4 separate regions of the Homo sapiens genome follow, and all the other regions are linked to region 1. Evidence: chromatin contacts called from ENCODE Hi-C or POLR2A ChIA-PET data. All regions are on one chromosome and are shown on one strand. The core of a region is the stretch at or near the end of the contact, and the rest is flanking DNA. Distances in the headings are between cores, read along the strand shown. Region 1 holds the start of ZNF217 (zinc finger protein 217). Region 2 holds the start of CTSZ (cathepsin Z). Region 3 overlaps GNAS (GNAS complex locus). Region 4 holds the start of GNAS (GNAS complex locus).

Region 1 (2,970 bases), core at 168-2,667:
CTCTCAGGGCGGCCCAGATGCCAGGGTCCCAGAAGTGGCCTTTTCTAGCTCCTGTAACTAAACCTGGCGGAAAACTCCCTGCCTGCTCACCCCACCCCCACCCGCCCAAGAAAGCGCCTTCCCGTCTTCGGTGGCCCTACCCAGAATCCCAAAATGTGGGTTCCAACCCGGGCCCTGAACATCTTCTCAAACTCCCGGGACCCAGGTTCCGGCGCGCGCCCCGCGTGCCGGGTCTTGCCCCTCGGGCGGGACCGCCCAGGCAGCCCCAAATCCAGCCTCCCGGGCCCCCAGCAGCGCCCTCCGCCTCTCCACCATCCCGTCCGGCTCGCAGTCGGGGCCAAATCGAGAGACAAGAGGGCTGTGCCTGAAACTGAGCGGTTTCACCACTCGGCACCTCCTGGCAGAAACTTCCCTTAAAAAAAAAAAAAAAGAAAAGAAAAAAAAAAGCAGCAGCACTTTTGGGCTAGCATTTCAATCCTTCCTGCCCTTTAGAGTTCCCAGTTCTGCTTCCAGCTGGCTTTGGGTGTTCCACTAGAATTGAGTTGTAAAGATATTCTTTAAGTGTTTATAGAACATTAAGACTTAAAAAAATCTTTAAAATTAGAGGAGGGAAAAAAAAAGCCACCTTATCGCACACATCCAGGAAACGCAGCCCCGTGCATCCCTGTTCAGGGATGAGCAGGCGCCCCAAGACTCCCGGGGACAGATTTTTGGGCACCCGAGGGAGTCACGGGGCGCGCGTCGGGGTCCGCGGCGAGGCCCAGCCCCTCCCGCGGTCCCTTAGAGGCGCCCTCCGCCCGGCCCGAGTGGACCGTCCCGGCCATTGTTTACGGGGGGATGCCCGTCCGGACGCATTGTTTTGGCCGCTTCCAACTTGCCCCGGCCCTTCCCCGGGCATCGCGGGGGGACCCTACGCCGACGTTCCCCCTCCGCCCGCGCCCCAAGGGCCAACTGGGCAAATTGGGAGACCCGCCCCGCGGGGCGACCCAACTTTTCGGAACAGCCCCCCACCGCCCACCCCCGCAGACCCCCGCTCCCGGCGGAGATTCAGGGAACCCCGCACCCCAAGCCCCTCTGAATCGTGCGGCGTGAGTGTGACGGCCAAGAGCGGATGCAGCCCGGGATCGCCCGCACCTTCCCGCGGGCGGAAGCGCAGGAGCCGGCTGGGGAGGGGGCGCCCTAGAGGAGCGGATAGAAAGCTGAGACGGGGAACTGAGGTCATCCTGGGGGGGGACAAGACAACGAGAGCCGGGCGCCTCGGGGGCGGCGCGGGAGCCTCCGCAGGACCGGGCGGGCGCCCCGGCTGGCGCGGGCGGGGGGCGCGCCCCCTTTACCTGCGGCTCCGGCTCCTCGGCCATTTCCTCGCGCGGCGGCGGCCGGGACTGAGCTGACACCACTCGGGCCGGCCGGGTTTGAATGAGGAGGAGCGGGCGCGGAGGGGAGGGGGCGGGGAGGGCGGAGGGAGGGAGGGAGGCGTCGCGGAGTTTCTCTCAGCCTTTTGTGCGGACACCTCCCGGATTCCGCGCCCGCACCCGGCCCCCCAAAAGACACGGGGAGCCGCGGGCGAGGGGTGCAGCCATCCGCCGAGGAGCCTAGTGCCTTCGCGCCTCCAAGACCCCCCCCCAACAAAAAAGGAGCGTCCCCCACCCCCACCCCCGCCCGGAGAATATAGGGGCCGGGCTCACCTCGGGCGCGGGGCTAAGGTGAGCGGGGCGGGGGTGCGCACGGGGGCAAAGGCGCGGGCGCCCCCTACTCGTCCGCGCGGGGACAGTGCAGGCGCGGGGGGTCCCTAGAGCCGCCGGGGCGCGGCGCGTCCGGCGCTGGGGGACTGTTGGGTCAGAAAGTGTTCAGGGAGCAGCTGTTGCGCCCTCCCTCGGCCCCGCCGCTCGGAGACGCCCCGCCCCCTGCCTTCACCGGCCGCCCCGCCCCCTGCCTTCACCGGCCGCCCGGCCACGCCCCACACCGCCCCGGCCCCGCCCCAGCGCCCACGTGACTAGCATAGGCGCGCCCCTGCTCCGCCCCCCGCCGCCGACTCCGCCTCCGGGACGGGAGCGAGCGGCGAGCGCGCGCACTCCCAGTTCTCGCTCGGCGACTCCCGCGCACGCGCGCGCCGTGCCACCCTCCCCGCGCCCCCCGCCCCGCACCCCTCCTCCCGCCATCCGGCTTAACGTGGCGGGCGCGCGCCGCGGCGGTAGCCGTGACAGGTACCCGGGGAGGCCGGAGGGAGGGGGCCGCGAGGGTGTGCGCAGGCGCAGATCCGGCCCTGTCCCCGCCGCCCCCTCCTCTGCAAGGTGTGCGCGGGCGAGGGGAGGGGCCCGCGGCCCGAACCCCTGGGTCACCCCGAATTACAAACAAAAACCTTAACGCCGTTGCTCGCGGGTTAGAAGGCAGCTGTGCGCGAAAAACACCAAAGATTTTCTTCAAGCTTGAGGAAGGTCGAGAAGATAAACAGTTTTTAAATGAGTATCTTCAGAAAGCTATTTAATTGTTGTGATTTTTTTTTTTCTGAAAGGGCTGGGCTTGCGCTATTCTAACTTGAGATTTCTAAACTTAGCCTAGGTTCCAAGAATCTACTTGGTTTTGATAGAAATCCATTTGGAGGAAACCGGGGACAAAAAAAGGGACAAAAAAAAAAAAAAAAAAACCGCTACCCTTTCCCCTCCTCCCTACGCACAACTCATTTAAAGCGTTTCCCAAATGTTTTCTTTCCTTACTGAAAAAAAGGACAAAAAAAAGATCCTGATTCCTAAGGCCTGTGATATTTCCCCATTTTAAATAAGCTTCGAGGAACCATAGACATAACAAGCACATCCACAATTTTTCTACCCCAAAATGCAAACTAATGCAAATGTGAAATGGATCTATGCAAGTCGCTACTAACAAAATAGCCAAATATTTGTGTTTTTACCGGCCTTCAGCATATCCAAAATGAAAAAACTTTAAAACACATCAAGAAAAGCATTTAAAATA
Region 2 (2,970 bases), core at 171-2,670, 5.4 Mb after region 1:
CCTACCCTACTCCTGCCAAAAGCCTAAGATAGAAACCCACCAGGCTGGAGGTAGTGACCAGGTTAGGCCATGGGCTGTAGCCAACTAGCCTCACCCAATATTCCAAGCCCAGGACAGGCTTTCATCTGTGCTGAGAAGCAGTTTACTTCTGTATCCTCAAATACAGCCTGGGGACTCAGTGATTTTGCATTTCTGTTTCTATCCCAATGGCTGAGGTCACAAGCTTTGGGGGAGAGAGGGCACCTGGCAGCCACTTGTCACTGGGATTCAGTCCTAGTCCTGCCTGTCACCCAAAAGCCCCAGAATGACCCAGCTTGGGTCACCTCAGCAGAGGGCAAAGGCCCGCGCTCCTCGGCCTTAGCACCCCAGCCCAGGCTGACCTGGCCTTGAATCACAGGCCCCTGGAACCGCGGGCTGAGCTGCCTGGGCCTATAAACAGGCAGCCGGGATGGGCTTTCCTGGCCCACAGTCAAAGGGCGGCCACTCACCCGCCATAGCGCTGGTGCTGGCGTGGGCCCAGCAGGAGCCGCAGTATTGGGGGATGTGCTGGTTCCGGGTGATGCTGGCATAGTTGACACCATCCACATTGCGCCAGTCCCAGCTCTTGGGCAGATCCGCTGGGGACAGGTACTCATGAGGCCGGGGGTATGTGCTGAGAAGAGATCATCCCCACCCAGATCGGTGCTGGGGCTCCCGGGGGCCGTGGGCCCAGGAAGCCCTCGGTAGGGCCCTCCCGCCTTTCCCAACACCTGAGGGCATGGGAGTGGGGCCACAATCACCAGAGGTGAGCCAGGTGTGGGCCCACCTCACACTAGGAGGCTCCAGCGCTCTCAGAATGTGAAGGAGGCAGGGCACCCCCGAAAGGAGGGAACCGGGTTGCTCCCCCAGCCATGCCGCGCCGTAAGGGCCACCCCCAGAGGCCGAGGAGGTGGGGCTGGCCTGGCTTTCTGGCCAGGTGGGGCTTGTCCAACCCCACAAACATCAGGGCTCACCCTGGATGTGGAAGAGAAGGAGCGACCCCCAAAACGAAGCGGCTGGATCTGACCTTCCAAGGCCTGTTGGCGACGCAGGGCCCCCAGGAGGCAGAGCGCGCGCCTGGCCCGGGCGATGGGCCTCCCGTCCCCCCAGGGCTGCCTCCCCGCCGGTGCCCACCTGCGCCCCAGCGGAGCCAGCCCGTCCCCCCGCAGAGGCCGGTAGCAGGTCTGTCCCCGGCGGAAGTAGAGGCCGCCCTGCGCCGCGCCCGCCAGCAGCACGAGCAGCAGAAGCGGCCGCCACCCTGGCCCGCGCCTCGCCATGGCCCCGCGCCGGCTCCTGGGTCCCGCTCCGGATCCCGCTCCGAGTCCCAGATCCCGCGCCGGCTCCCGCTCTGGATCCCGCCCCGGCCTCGGCCTCGGCCCAGCACCCGGCCGACCCCGCACTTTGGGCCCCTGCCCCGCCCGGCCCTTAAGGCTGCGGCGGCCAGGCCGGGACACTCCCCCGGGGCGGGGCTGTCCCATCGCTGCTCCTGCCCCGCCCGGTGACCCCTGCCCTCCCCGCCCGGCTCCGCGCCCCGCTCCCTCCCTGGCTCCGGGGCACCTGAACTCGCGGGCCAGGCGCGAGGTCGCCGGGCAGACCCCAGCCTGACCCCGCCGCCGGCCGCCGCCCTGAGCGCGGGACTGTCCGGCTGGACTCATTTGCCGGGGTTCCTGGCTTCGGGGTGGGGGGCCGCAGGCTCATGGGCCCCCTTGGCCCTGCATTCCTGGGGCCCTGAGCCCTGGGGAGAGGCCCCCAGCCTCACATCTGGGCCCAGGCCTCCCCTAGGAAGGGATCCTGGGATGCGGCCACCGCCCCCAAAGAAGGGTCCCCGCGCCTGGCTTTCTAAACCCCTTTTCCCAAAGGCCCAGGCCCTTTCGGGGGGACGGTTCCCTTTTGCAGAGAAGGAAGGAGGGATCCTTCTAGAAAATGCCCCAAAGGAAGATTCCACTTGGCGCAGGCATCAGGAGTTATCCAATGTGACTTCCAAAGACGCCTTGAAAAGGTTTTCTGCTAACGAAACTCTTCTTAGTCAAATGAGGAACCAAAAGCAGAAGTGGCCCCCCAGGACGTGGTTTTGTAACTGGGGGAGGGCTTCTCGCTCCCTGCGGCCCCTCTGTTTGTCATGGCCCTTGGGCCCACACCATGGCCTTCTTCTCTGGTAAGAACAGGGCCCGGCATTCTGGGCTGCGACCTGACAGGCCCCTGCTGGGGGCCCTTGGCACAGGGCCCACAGATGAGCTTGCCTGACTCTCTCCATACTCAGTGGCACTCACCACATTCCAAGCGTGCCACGTGGGCAAGGGGAAGTCACAGTGGCTGCCTCCTGACTTCCAGAAGCTTCCATGACCATTCCCGGAAGCGCTGAGGTGGCCATGGAATCCCCGCATGACTGTCCGAGTGGAGAGCAAGGCTGGAGAGCTGCTTCGTCAGCCCAGAAGTTTCAGTCCTTGTTCCCCAAAAAGTGGTCACTGAGGCAAAGTGTGGCCCCGGGGCTCTACCTACTGATGTGTCTCTTATTTGTTTGGCAAGTCGCTCATGGAAACCATTAGTGTCCATCAGTCATCAGAAGGCGGGGTGGGGTGGCCATCCTGGGAGAAGTCCCCAAGCTTGAGCTGGCGGTGGGGGTGGGAGCGAGGCCTCCCAACCTCTGGGCATAAAAGGAGTGGAAAGAGAATTGCCAAGAGGGGGCCTTTCTTCCTCCCATGTCAACCCTCTGGCCTCCCTGACTATAGGAGCTGGGTCCTTGTGAGGAAGAAACCCAGACACAGCTGCCCTTGCCAGGTCATCAGGTGGCATCTACCAAAGCGGCCGGTTTTTGGCTTCTTCTAAAGAAAAAGCTAAGAACTCACAAAATTGTGTGGTAAGAGATATCGTGCCCCTCCCTCCAGGTACCCATAGTTATGATCCAGGTACTGTGAAGTCCAACAGCACATTCTACAGCATGAGAAACAAGCC
Region 3 (2,970 bases), core at 350-2,849, 5.3 Mb after region 1:
GACTTACCATTGCCTCAGGGATCGCCCTCTGTCCCTGTCACCCACCATGGTCTCTCCCAGAGGACATCGTACCCGATAGCTAGAAAGTTGCCTTTGAAATAGTTTATGGCTTCCCTCATCTTGCACATGATATAGCAAGCATGTGGTGGTCAGGGTTATTTAAAAAATATGTAAACATTATTATTATTTTTTTGAAACGGAGTCTCACTCTGTCACCCAGGCTGGAGTGCAGTGGTGCGACCTTGGCTCACTGCAACCTCTGCCTCCTGGGTTCAAGTGATTCTCCTGCCTCAGCCTCCCGAGTAGCTGGGACTACAGGTGCCTGCCGCCACAACCAGCTAATTTTTGTATTTTTAGTAGAGATGGGGTTTCACCATATTGGCCAGGCTGGTCTCGAACTCCTGACCTTGTGATCCACCTGCCTCGGCCTCCCAAAGTGCTGGGATTACAGGCATGAGCCACCGTGCCCAGCCAAAAATGTAAAGATATCTTCTGTTTGTTGATGCTGCAGAAATGCACAAAGCAGTCTCAGTTAATGATATTCTGAAGTAGGAGTGTCCTGTGACTTGGGGCAGGGGAGTCTAGTAGAGGTTTGATGTTTTAGCCATCCTTATTACAAGTAGCTGAAACTCGGAACTGATTTTGCTATAGGAAGTATTAGCTAATCAGAACCAAGGTGCCAGGCTGACTCACCAAGGGCTAAGATTGCTTTACTTAGTAGCCTCAAGCCCAAGGAACTGATTGTGAAAACCACCTGAATAAACAGGAGGGAGGAAGAGGTAATACTGTTCATCTATAAATCATATAAGCCTCTGTTAGGGTCTGCGCAATCTATCAACCCCAGCCCTGCCTTCCCATAGGAAATTCCTTTATTTTCAATTGCCACATACATAGATATTCCACGGTTTAATATACAAGCAAATGTGTATATTTTTTCAAGGAACAGAAAAAAACAGTCCATCTTGGCTGGTCCCTATGGCCCCCAGCCCCCACTCCTTCTTCAACAAAGTCCCTGATTTTCTCAAAAGTTCGAACCAAAAGCTGGAAGCGCTAATTATAGTAACGCAAAACAAATGGAAATCCTGGAATTGTTTGCATTTTGTATTTTGGATCCAAGTCAGAAGTTAAGTACAGGTACAAGATTAAGAGAGTTTAACCACCCCAGTTTTGAATGCTGGGGGGGCAGGGAGACCCAGTTTCGTTAATTAACAGTAGCTTAGCCAGATTGTTGAATTTTGTCGGGTTTCGTTTTCTCTCTCAAATCATTTAGAAGTTTTTGGGGTTTTTTTAAGCAACACTTAATTACTCCTGAAACTTTGTCTGAAAACGCACCATTTGTATAGATCATGAAAAGTTTTAAGGAAACTCAGAGAAAAAGAGAACAACGCAGCTTAAAACTTTTAAAATGTCCTCCCTCACCCGTGGCTCAAACAGCCCTGCATCTGCCGTGGCCGGCACGTTTCTGGTTGAACTGCCTTTATGTTAAAGTTCAGATACTGGTAGTGTGCCCATTTCTTAAGCTGTCTATTTTTATTTGTTGAGCTGGGGTTTGGCTGGCTCCACTCCAGATGTCTCTCTCACAAGATTTGGTGCTGATGATCTATTTATAGAACTGTGGTTCTGTTGCCATGGTAACATGCTGGAGGCCAGGGCGGCTGGGGAGCTATTTCTGGACTGGTGCTGTAATGTAAGATTGATTGGGCAAGTTAGTATATCCTCTAAGCCAGACTAACTCTGAACTAGTAAAAAGGAAGAGGGGAACAGAAAACTTAGGCAGTTTCTTTAAATAAACTTTTCTCTCTTTATGATTTTCTTTTCTCGTTAGCCCGCTTTAAAACAATTCCAATCTCTACATGCCCCTCCCTCCAAAAAATAACTGGTTTTAACATTAATTTTCCATATTAATTACCCCAATCTTTCAAAAGTAAATTTTCCTGTGTGTCTAGTCAAGCAACACAAACAAGATGCTTTTTTTAATGAAAAGCGTAATATCTGGAGTGTTCTATTTCATGGACCAAACAGAACGGAAGAGAACTTTGTGTTTGTTTCCTGTTCAGGATGGCTAGGGCGAGAAGGGCCCCTTTGTGCCAACCTCTTTTGTTCTCTTTAATCAATGAGATTCTTAAAAAGTAAAAAGGAAGGGATACAGATTCTCAGTAACTAAAACAATCTCGTGTGCCCTTGAGGGGAAAGTCCTTGATGTTTTTAAGAATGTCACTTTATTGTTTTTTAACTGAATGATATAGAGGTATACAATTTTCAAACTGTTTGCCATTTTAATCAAGCAATTTGAAAATTAAAATGTTTTTGTCAGGCATTACCAAATGGCACAGAATGTGATAGGCCAGCCTGGTTTTGGGGTCCTTTCTCTACTGGTTGATATGCATAAAACCTTCTAAAAATCAAGAATATTGCCAGAGAGCAACAGGAATAAAGAAGCTAAGTAAAGAATAAAAAAGAAAAATAGAAAAAATAAAAATAAACACGAAGAACAAAGCCCCACCACCGTGCTGTGCTGTTTGTGTGGCCCCACTGCGTCGAGGCCACAGGCTAGCTGCTAGACGCATCTAGAGTTCCCTGATTCCTAAAATTATTTATCTTAAATCCTGTTTGCCCTAACCTTCTTAAGGCATCAGCTTTGAGTTACAAATGTAACCAACACACAAGCAAATGTGCCATTGACTTAGTGCTGCATAACTGTGGGACGGTCACTTCCGTTGAGCCTGACCTTGTAGAGAGACACAAATAGTTGGCAAATTGATGTGAGCGCTGTGAACACCCCACGTGTCTTTCTTTTTCTCCCAGCTTCCTGGACAAGATCGACGTGATCAAGCAGGCTGACTATGTGCCGAGCGATCAGGTGTGCAAAACCCCTCCCCACCAGAGGACTCTGAGCCCTCTTTCCAAACTACTCCAGACCTTTGCTTTAGATTGGCAATTATTACTGTTTCGGTTGGCTTTGGTGAGATC
Region 4 (2,614 bases), core at 115-2,614, 5.3 Mb after region 1:
CAAGAACCCGGCGCGGGAGGCGCTCCCCGAAAAGTTCCTAACAGACAAGGAGCGCAAGAAGCTCGAGAAGAAGCTGCTGGAGCAGAGGCGAAAGGAGGAGAAGAAGAAGGAGAAGGAGAGGAAGAAGATGGAGAAGATGCTGAAGAAGAAGAAGAAGAAGGTGCCAGAAGCCCAGGAGGAGGCCCGATGCCCCGAGGCCGCCGCCGCCGCGGCCGCCGCCGACGACGACGAGGGCGCCGAGGAGGGCGCCGTCGGGGGCGCCGAGGAGGGCGCCGCCGCCGGGGGCACGAGTAGGGCCTGGGCTGACTGGGACACGGACTCGAGCGACGAGGACGACGCCTACTACGCGGCGCCGCGCGTTGGGGGCATCGTGTGGCGGCCCGGGCCGCTCAAGGCTGGCGCGCTGAGCGCCCACCTGCCCCTCGTGGTGTTCCTGGTCTTCTCGGTGCGCAGCCCCTCGTGGGTGCTCAACTTCCTGCTGCAGAAGCGCACGGAGCAGGGCCGCGGCTGCGGCTTCGTGTTCGGGGCGACCTGCTGCTTCCGAGTGTTCCTGGGCTGCGCCTTCTTCTCCTACTTGGGCGGCCGCGCCAAGCGCAGAGGCCGCGGGCGCTCCGGGGCCAGAGGCGCCTTCGGCTCGGGCCATGGCGCCCGGCGCCGGGGGCGCGAGGAGCGGCTCATCTAGTCAGACCCCCCACCCCGCCACCGCCACCAGACACCACCATCGCTGTGTAGTGTGGGTTTTTATTCGTGTTCGTGTGTGTGTGTGGACACATTTTCCTTTTCGGTTGCTCTGTCCTTTGGTTCGTGCTCGCCTCGCTTTTTCCACACTCCTGCTCTCTGGCTCTCTGTGTCTCTCGCTCTTTCGAAAATTTTCCTAAGTCCGGGCGCGCGCTCCCTCCCCTTCCGCCCACCCCAGCCCCTCGGCGGCGCCCGCGGGAGGGGGAGGAGGCCTCGGGGGCGCCGGGCGACGCGGTCCGGGGGGTGGAGCGTTGGCGTCGTGCGAGGGGTCGTCACTGGCGCGGAGACGCCCCCTCTCCCCCCTCGGCTCAGCCGGGCTGCTGCCCGAGCCCGGGGGGTGGGGGGCGTCTCCCCGGCCCGTCCCGTCCCCGGCCGGGCGCGGGCGGAGGGACCCCCTCCCCGGGCTCCCGGGGGGCCGCCTCCCTCCGCCGGCTCCCGCCCTCCCAGCCGCCGCCGCCGCCGCGGCCGCTCCTCGGCCCTCCTCCTCCTCCTCCTCCTTCCACCCCCCTCGCCGCCGCCGCCTCCTCCTCCCCCCGCCTCCCCCCGCCCGCCGCGGCGCTTTTGGCTCGGGGCGGCGGCGGGGGCCCGGCCGAGGCAATAAGAGCGGCGGCGGCGGCAGCGGCGGCAGCAGCTCCCGCAGCTCCTGCTCTGGTCCGCCTCGGCCCGGCGGCGGCCATCAGCCCCCTCGGCCTCGGCTCGAGGGGCGGGGAGCTGCGCGCGCCCCTCGGTCCGACCGACACCCTCCCCTTCCCGCCCGTCCGCGCGCCCCGCGGCCCGCGGCCCGCAGTCCGCCCCGCGCGCTCCTTGCCGAGGAGCCGAGCCCGCGCCCGGCCCGCCCGCCCGGCGCTGCCCCGGCCCTCCCGGCCCGCGTGAGGCCGCCCGCGCCCGCCGCCGCCGCAGCCCGGCCGCGCCCCGCCGCCGCCGCCGCCGCCATGGGCTGCCTCGGGAACAGTAAGACCGAGGACCAGCGCAACGAGGAGAAGGCGCAGCGTGAGGCCAACAAAAAGATCGAGAAGCAGCTGCAGAAGGACAAGCAGGTCTACCGGGCCACGCACCGCCTGCTGCTGCTGGGTAAGGGCGGGCGGGGGGCGCCGGCCCCGGCCCGGGGGCCCTCGAAGGGCGCCCCGCAGGCCGCGCGCGCCGAGCCCGCCCCCCGCCCCGGGCGCGCGCTCCCGAGCCCCCCGCCCGTTCGCGGGCTCTGTCTGTGGGGGGCGAGGCCGGAAGGGGGACCCAGGGGCGCGGATTCGGCCGGGCGGGGGCTCAAAAACGGGGCGGGGGGCCGTGGCGACGCGGGCGCGGGTCCCCCTCCCCCGGCCTGCCCGCTCAGTGTCTCTCTCTTGCTCTCGCTCTCGCTCTCCCCCTCTTTCTCTCTTTCTCTCTTTTTCCGCGAGGCCTACACGACGCCAGGGGTTTGGGTGCGTGTTGGGGAGGGGGAGGGGGAGCCCATGGGGCTCCGGAGACTGCGACAAAAAGAGGGTTTCGGGGACAGGAAACCGGGTGGCGGGTAGAGGGAGGGGGACCCGCCTCCGTGGGGTGTGAGATTTGTTGGGAGAGGGAAAGAGGGGAAGAAAGGGGCGAGGAGAGGAGGGGGTGACGCTGGGGGGCGCCGTGGTGGCGGAGGGGGCCTCGCCAAAGGGAGGCTTTGGCGGGGAGAAGTGGCCGAGGAGAGTGGGGGGGCTGGTGACATCAGCCCCTCGGAAAGGATCGGAGCGGTAAAGGTGGTGCAGTGGGGGGGAGGGGGCGCAAGGGAGTCGTGGCGCCGGAGTCGGGAGGGGGGCGGCGAGGGGAGGAGGGAGGGCGGTTGCCGCTGGGCGCGACTTGGTGCGTTTCGGGCAGGACCGACTGACTGTGTGTGCGCGGAGCAGACGTGTCCCGG

The links. Hi-C counts contacts between places; a loop is a spot of excess contacts on that map. ChIA-PET counts read pairs that join two places held with the same protein, here RNA polymerase II (POLR2A). Pooled maps may share reads with other maps.
Region 2: a map with no recorded cell type shows a loop between it and region 1 (11-fold over the local background). The contact joins the promoter of CTSZ here to the promoter of ZNF217 in region 1. A Hi-C loop is called at or near these places in 2 of 37 single-sample maps with no recorded cell type and 2 of 50 pooled maps.
Region 3: a loop to region 1 is called in a pooled map, with 14 times the contacts of the local background. The contact joins the enhancer-like site here to the promoter of ZNF217 in region 1. A Hi-C loop is called at or near these places in 11 of 50 pooled maps. POLR2A ChIA-PET finds 5 or more read pairs at or near these places in 2 of 52 experiments (RWPE1 and activated CD4-positive, alpha-beta T cell).
Region 4: a loop to region 1 is called in a map with no recorded cell type, with 28 times the contacts of the local background. The contact joins the promoter of GNAS here to the promoter of ZNF217 in region 1. A Hi-C loop is called at or near these places in 1 of 37 single-sample maps with no recorded cell type and 11 of 50 pooled maps. POLR2A ChIA-PET finds 5 or more read pairs at or near these places in 2 of 52 experiments (RWPE1 and activated CD4-positive, alpha-beta T cell).

Annotation. Positions count from the first base shown.
Region 1 is chr20:53,592,422-53,595,391 of GRCh38, forward strand. ZNF217 (zinc finger protein 217) reads right to left here and starts at 1,418. Exons shown (of 6, transcript NM_006526.3): 1 at 1,335-1,418. RefSeq lists silencers at 129-368, 789-938, 1,429-1,508, 1,599-2,438.
Region 2 is chr20:59,005,834-59,008,803 of GRCh38, forward strand. CTSZ (cathepsin Z) reads right to left here and starts at 1,421. Exons shown (of 6, transcript NM_001336.4): 1 at 1,153-1,421; 2 at 489-652. The coding sequence starts at 1,295. RefSeq lists enhancers at 673-1,484, 2,165-2,324, 2,345-2,454, 2,595-2,674 and a silencer at 1,105-1,704.
Region 3 is chr20:58,906,357-58,909,326 of GRCh38, forward strand. GNAS (GNAS complex locus) reads left to right here. Exons shown (of 13, transcript NM_000516.7): 7 at 2,806-2,860. Among named protein-coding and RNA genes, the nearest start is that of GNAS, 16 kb to the left of the region's middle. RefSeq lists an enhancer at 1,287-1,766. Within about 2 kb of position 1,600, at least 36 of the 41 ENCODE cell types and tissues checked have a DNase peak (open chromatin) inside an H3K27ac peak, as active enhancers do.
Region 4 is chr20:58,890,057-58,892,670 of GRCh38, forward strand. It overlaps GNAS (GNAS complex locus), which reads left to right and starts at 1,365. Exons shown (of 13, transcript NM_000516.7): 1 at 1,365-1,809. The coding sequence starts at 1,671. RefSeq lists silencers at 623-772, 833-1,332, 1,343-1,562, 2,433-2,522.